2 separate regions of the Homo sapiens genome follow, and region 2 is linked to region 1. A link is a contact called in ENCODE Hi-C or POLR2A ChIA-PET data. All regions are on one chromosome and are shown on one strand. Each heading gives the region's core, a stretch centred on a gene start or an enhancer-like site at or near the end of the contact. The rest is flanking DNA. Distances are from core to core; before and after follow the strand shown. Region 1 holds the start of LINC03006 (long intergenic non-protein coding RNA 3006). Region 2 holds the start of SBDS (SBDS ribosome maturation factor).

Region 1 (3,292 bases), core at 238-2,737:
TCTAGGAAAAAGATTTCCGATAGAAAACTACGTATCAATTACCTAGCTAGCTAGCTATCTAGAGACAAGGTTTCATTCTATTGCTCAGGATGGAGAGCAGTGGGATGACCATAGCTCACTGCAGCCTTCAGCTCCTGGCCTCAAGTTATCCTCCTGCCTCAGACTCTTAAGTAGTGGGGCCACAGGTGGACACAGGTACACCTGGCTTTTTTTGTTTGTTTTTTATAAACAGGGTTTCACTACATGGCCCAGGCTGGTCTCAAGCTCTGGAGTCTTGCTCTGTCGCCCAGACTGGGGTGCAGTGATGCTTCTCGGCTCACTGCAACCTCCGCCTCCTGGGTTCAAGAGACTCTCCTGTCTTAGCCTCCTGAGTAGCTGGGACTACAGGCATGCACCACCACGCCCGGCTAATTTTGTATTTTTAGTAGAGATGGGGTTTCTCCATGTTGGTCAGGCTGGTCTTGAACTCCCAACCTCAGGTGATCGGCCCGCCTCAGCTTCCCAAAGTGCTGAGATTACAGGTGTGAGCCACCGCGCCCAGCCTAATTTTTGTATTTTTTTGTAGAGACTGGGTTTCACCATATTGGCAAGGATGGTCTCAAACTCCTGACCTCAGGTGATCCACCCGCCTCGGCCTCCCAAAGTGTTGGGATTACAGGCGTGAGCCACCGCACTTTCTTATGTTATTAAATAGCCTAGCCCAGGAGGGTACGGTGGCTCACGCCTGTAATCCCAACAACTCTAAAGGCCAAGGTGAGAAGATCGCTTGAACCCAGGAGTTCGAGACCGGCCCGGGCAACATAGCAAGACCCCCCCCATCTCTACGGAAGATACAAAAATTAGGCCAAGCGTGCACCGCGCCTGGCTAATCTTTGTATCTTTCGTAGAGACGGGGTTGCGTCATGTTGTCCAGGCGCATCTCGAACTCCTGAACCCAAGCCATCCTCCTGCCTCGGCCTCCCAAAGTGCCGGGATAGCACGGCCCAGGGAGCCTCATGTGTTCTTTAAGCAGTCCCTCCCGGTTGTACACTTGGATAGTTTTCTTTTTTATTTTTTTATACAGGGTTTACCTCAGTCTCGCAGGCAGGAGTGCTGTGGTGAGATCACAGCTCATTGGAGCCTTGAATCTTGGGGTTCAAGTAGCTGGGAGGCTGAGGTTGGACTACAGAGGTGGGGTTGCGCCATATTGCTAGGCTGCTCTTGGCCTGAAGGAATCCTCCTTCCTGGGCCGTGCCCGGACACATAGTTTTCCATTTTTGACCGACATAAATACTGTGCTGGGTGGGAGTTTGTCAACTACCCCTTTCCAGCCAGCAACACACAGGAACTGGCGGGGAGGTCGCGGTTACCAGGCTCCACTCTGAGAAGACTGCCCAGCTCCAGGAACTGTACAGCCCTTGTGACGTGGCAGAAGGCCCGCCCCTGTGACGTCACCGAAGGCGCCCCCAAGATGTCGCAAAGGCCCGCCCCTCACGCAGAGCCAATCGGAACTCCAGGTGCTGGGTCTTCCAGGAGCGCGCCTGCGCGGGAGGGTGACCACAGGCGGCCGGGCGGGATGTCCTGTCCGCAGTCTTCAGCCCAGCCGCCGCCACCCATAAGCTATGAGGAGGAGTTTACGACCACCTGGACTACTACCACCTGCGTGACTTCCCGGCCTGCGGGGTCCGCGCAGCAAAGGCTTGACGCTGCTGGAGCAGGCGCTGCGCACCTACTGGCTGGCGCCTGGTAGGCACGAGCGCAGGGTCGCCCAGAAGCTCCTCAATGGCCTGAGCAAGTACCAGCCAGCGCCAGCTGCAGCCCTGGCCGCGCACTCGCCTCAGCTGAGCCTGGGTATGTGCACCCCCCAACACTTCCCCCAGCCATGTTCCGGGGACCTCGAGAGCGTCCCCCACCGCCCGGTGCCATTCGTGCTGGGCAGGGTCGGCCCCCTTTGAGGCTGCCCCGCGTTAGGGAGCTGCACCGCACCCCCCCAGCTTGACCTCTGACTGCCGTTGCAATAGTATTAAAGCCTTTGGAACTTTGTAGGTGGGTAGAAGGGGCTAGGAAACGAAGAAAACATCTTTTTAAAAATTTATATAAGGGACTGGCCGGGTGCGGTGGCTCACACCTGTAATCCCAGCACTTTAGGAGGCCGAGTGGGTGGATCACCAGGTCAGGAGTTGAAGACCAGCCTGGCCAGCATGGTGAAACCCCGTCTCTACTAAAAATACAAAAATTAGCTAGGGGTGGTGGCGGGCGCCTGTAATCCCAGCTACTCGGGAGGCTGAGGCAGAGAATTGCTTGAACCCGGGAGGTGGAGGTTGCAGTGAGCCGAGACCGCGCCATTGCACTCCAGCCTGGGCAACAAGAGCAAAACTCTGTCTCTAAATAAATAAATAAGATTTTCAAGGCGAGGCATGGTGGGTCACACCTAAATAAGTAAATAAATAAATAAAATGGATTTTCGGCTGGGCATGGTGGCTCACGCCTGTAATCCCAGCACTTTGGGAGGCCGAGGCGGGCGGTTCACGAGGTCAGGAGATCGAGACCATCCTGGCTAACACGGTGAAACCCCGTCTCTACTGAAAATACAAAAAAAAAAAAAAAATTACCCAGGCGTGATGGCGCGCGCCTGTAGTCCCAGCTACTGGGAAGGCTGAGGCAGGAGAATGGCGTGAACCCGGGAGGCATAGTTTGCAATGAGCCAAGACTGTGCCACTGCACTTCAGCCTGGGTGACAGTGAGACTCCGTCTCAAAAAAATAAATAAATTATAAAAAATGAAATAAAATGGATTTTCAAGGCCAGGCATAGTGGGTCACACCTATAATCCCAGCACTTTGGGAGGCCAAGGCAGAAGGATTGCTTGAGCCCAGGAGTTCGAGACCAGCCTGGGCAACAGGGCAAAACCCTGTCTCTATCAAAAGCACAAAATAACCTGGGCATTATAGTGCACACCTGTAGTCCGAGCTACTCAGGAGGCTGAGATGGGAGGATGGTTTGAGCCCGGGAGGCAGAGGCTGTATTGAGCTGAGATCATACCACTGAACTTCAGCCTGGGTGACGAGCCAGACCCTGTCTCAAAAAATAATAATAATAATAAAAATAAATTCATATAGTTTGGTATGGTTTAGTAAGTTTTAGCAGGCAGATTGTCAGGGTAAGATGGATTGTTATATATACATTTATATATATAATATGTATATTTATATACTTATTTATTTTAGCAGAGATAGGGTCTCCCTATGTTGCCAGGCTGGTCTTAGACTCCTGAGCTCAAGCAATCCTGCCTCGGGTTCCTAAAGGAAGCTCAC
Region 2 (3,174 bases), core at 675-3,174, 1.2 Mb before region 1:
AGAAGCAAGAGAAGGAACACAAAGTAAAAATACTTCATGTGAAATTAATTTTGTTTTGTTGTGCTTGCTCCATAAAAAAAGCTTAAGTAGTAAAAGCACTCTTTTTACTAACTGTACTTTCAAAGGCTCACGGTTAAACTTGTAAAAGATTCTCAAGTAACTGACCTTACACCTCATTTTTTTTTTTTTAAGAGAGATATGCAGGGACCTGGCTTCAAACGTTCAACCTGGGAGCAATTTCAAAAGTCGAGGCCTGAAATTTAGGCTTTACAGGTGCAAAAGTCCTAATACACGTAGGTAAAGTGGGAGGGGTAGTTTTCTGTCTAACCCCCTAGCCTCAAAAGGCAAAAGCCAGGTCAAAAGTAGGGATCAGTCCTCCTTGCTCTCAGCGGCGACTAGCCGGTGCTGTCAAGTGCAACAGTCTCCGAAGGAAAGGGACCGAGGACGCCACTCCGCCCGGAGAGGGTCTCAGTAAAACGTTTACCTCCCCTGCCGCCCCAGGGTCCTTGCCCGCCGAGTGCCCTTACCCATCCTCCTCAGAGCCGACAGGAGACTAGGATCTCGGACCTGGATAGCCCGATGATTCGCACTGGTACCGCGAGACGCACCGAGCTACCTCGCCGCGTTAGCGGCGTACCGAGTGCCTGCAGACCTGTGGGCAGCCATGACACTGCCAGGCCGGTCCTGATTGGTTCAGAGGACGAAGAGGTGGGCCCAGAGGAAAGCCCAGAGCTCCGGGAAAGGAAGCCAGTGCCCGGTGCGCTCTCGGCCCTGCTCCGATTGGCTCAGAGGGGAAAGGGGGCGTGCCCAGAAATAAGCACCTCCCAGAGTTCCAGGCGATGAAGGCGGAGCGCTTCCGCCTCCATTTGGATTGGCTCAGACTGGGAAAAGGCGGGCCCAGAGAGAAATGATTGGCATGGGAAAATTAAAAGAGGAAAGGAGCGGGGAGCGGGGGAAATGCTATGTGGGCCTGTTTGGATCTTAACTGAAATAAACCGACTGTAGAAAGGCATTATTTTTGGGAAACCCGAGGATGGACTCGCTATTAGATGATATTAAGGAATTGTAGTTAATCTCGTCGCGTGTATCTGTTAAGGGCTATAGGCTGAAGTATTTAATGCTGAAACCATATGATGGTTTCTTTAAAATACCCCCAACCGGCCGGGCGCTGTGACTCAAACCTGTAATCCCAGCACTTGGGAAGCCGAAGCGGGAGGATCGCTTGAGCCCAGGAGTTCGAGACCAGCCTGAGCAACATAGTGAGACCTCGTCTGTACAAAAAATTTTTTTTAATTATTTATTTAATTAAATTAGCTTGGCGTGGCCGCTCACACCTGTAGTCCCAGCTACTTGGGAAGCTAACGCTGGAAGATCGCTCGAACCCAGGAGGTCGAAGCTGCAGTGGGGCCATGACCCTGCCACTGCACTCCAGCCTGGGTGACAGAGTGAGACTGACTTAAAAAAAAAACTGTAAATAAAAAAGCAACAAAAAAATGAAAAAAGAATAAAACAAGGATGGCAAAATGTTGATAGCGGGGTGATGGGTACATAGAAGGTTCATTACACTTTTTTGTCTACATTTTATGTTAAAATATTTCTATTATAAAAGGGTGAGTAAATAAAAATATTTATTATAAAATAATTCTATTATAAAAAATATTTATATTATAAAGTGGGTCTGGCCCTTGAATTCCGCGGAACGAGGTGGTGCCAACGCTGTGTTTTAACCCGGTCACTAAACATCCGCGAGCATCCTGTCAGAGCTCTCAGCTCATTGGCGAAAGTAAATACGCCAAGGAAAAGCACCTCCCTTTTTGGGCGTGGAAAGATGGCGTAAAAAGCCACAATACGCAGGCGTCATCGCTCACTTTTCCCCTCCCGGCTTCTGCTCCACCTGACGCCTGCGCAGTAAGTAAGCCTGCCAGACACACTGTGACGGCTGCCTGAAGCTAGTGAGTCGCGGCGCCGCGCACTGGTGGTTGGGTCAGTGCCGCGCGCCGATCGGTCGTTACCGCGAGGCGCTGGTGGCCTTCAGGCTGGACGGCGCGGGTCAGCCCTGGTTCGCCGGCTTCTGGGTCTTTGAACAGCCGCGATGTCGATCTTCACCCCCACCAACCAGATCCGCCTAACCAATGTGGCCGTGGTACGGATGAAGCGTGCCGGGAAGCGCTTCGAAATCGCCTGCTACAAAAACAAGGTCGTCGGCTGGCGGAGCGGCGTGTGAGTAGCCCCCTCCCTCGGGCCTGGGCCTGGGCCTGAGCCGTCACCTCCGAGGCGGCCTGTCTCTGCCCAAGTCGAGTGAATGGGCCAGGCTGGGGTGTTGGCCGGGGAGGAAATGGAACATTCCTGCTGTGAGCATGAGACGTCGCTGTCCGAGCTTGGCGCCTAAGCCAAGGGTTTCTTCTTTATTTGGTTGGTTCGGATTGGGTTGTTGGTTTGGGGTTTTGTTTTGTTGGTGTCATAAAAGCTGCAGCCAAGAAATCTCGTAATTGTGGTCCTTTTCCTAGAATAATGATGGCTGAGAACCTAGTCTTACGAATACTGTCATAGTTGTGGGTACATCTGGTGTCATAGATCTCAGTAGCCCTAGCAGTTTAAAGTGCGTAGTGTCTTCACTGCTGCCATCTAGGGACTGGCATTCCGTGGCAGCAGCTGTCTGCACCCCACCCCACCCTTGTGTTTCTTACGTCCTCCCATGACATTTTTCTCCAGTGAGCAAATGGTAAGGCAAATACGGTTCTGAGTTTTGAAAATGTTCCCTCAGGCCGATGCGGGCAGTTCACTTGAGGCCAGGAGTTCGAGGCCAGCCTGGCCAACATGAAACCCCATCTCTACTAAAAATACAAAGTTAGCCGGGTGTGGTGGCGCATGCCTGTAATCCCAGTTACTCAGGAGGCTGAGGCGGGAGAATCACTTGAACCCGGGAGGCTGAGGTTACAGTGACCCGAGATCGCGCCATTGCACTCCAGCCTGGGCAAAAACAGTGAAATTCCATCTAGGGGCGGGGGTTGGGGGGTAAGAAAAAGAAAACTGCCCTCTACACTAAAGGTCATCAGGGGGATTTGTTGTGTCTTGCCGTTCATGTTGTTGCCATCTCGTATTTAAATGTAAATGCATGTCCAAGTTTCAAGTATATTCACATAGGACTTTCTCTCCTGCCCTCACAAGGGAAAA

The links. Hi-C counts contacts between places; a loop is a spot of excess contacts on that map. ChIA-PET counts read pairs that join two places held with the same protein, here RNA polymerase II (POLR2A). Pooled maps may share reads with other maps.
Region 2: a map of naive thymus-derived CD4-positive, alpha-beta T cell shows a loop between it and region 1 (29-fold over the local background). The contact joins the promoter of SBDS here to the promoter of LINC03006 in region 1. A Hi-C loop is called at or near these places in 2 of 168 maps with a recorded cell type or tissue (both naive thymus-derived CD4-positive, alpha-beta T cell) and 7 of 50 pooled maps. POLR2A ChIA-PET finds 5 or more read pairs at or near these places in 1 of 52 experiments (CD4-positive, alpha-beta T cell).

What each region holds. Positions count from the first base shown.
Region 1 is chr7:65,769,005-65,772,296 of GRCh38, reverse strand. LINC03006 (long intergenic non-protein coding RNA 3006) reads left to right here and starts at 1,487. Exons shown (of 8, transcript NR_038378.4): 1 at 1,487-1,830. RefSeq lists enhancers at 1,336-1,585, 1,832-2,454, 2,455-3,078.
Region 2 is chr7:66,994,336-66,997,509 of GRCh38, reverse strand. It overlaps SBDS (SBDS ribosome maturation factor), which reads left to right and starts at 1,924. Exons shown (of 5, transcript NM_016038.4): 1 at 1,924-2,220; 2 at 3,169-3,174. The coding sequence starts at 2,093. It overlaps TYW1 (tRNA-yW synthesizing protein 1 homolog), which reads right to left and starts at 677. Exons shown (of 16, transcript NM_018264.4): 1 at 528-677. The coding sequence starts at 531. RefSeq lists a silencer at 807-926 and an enhancer at 2,491-2,540.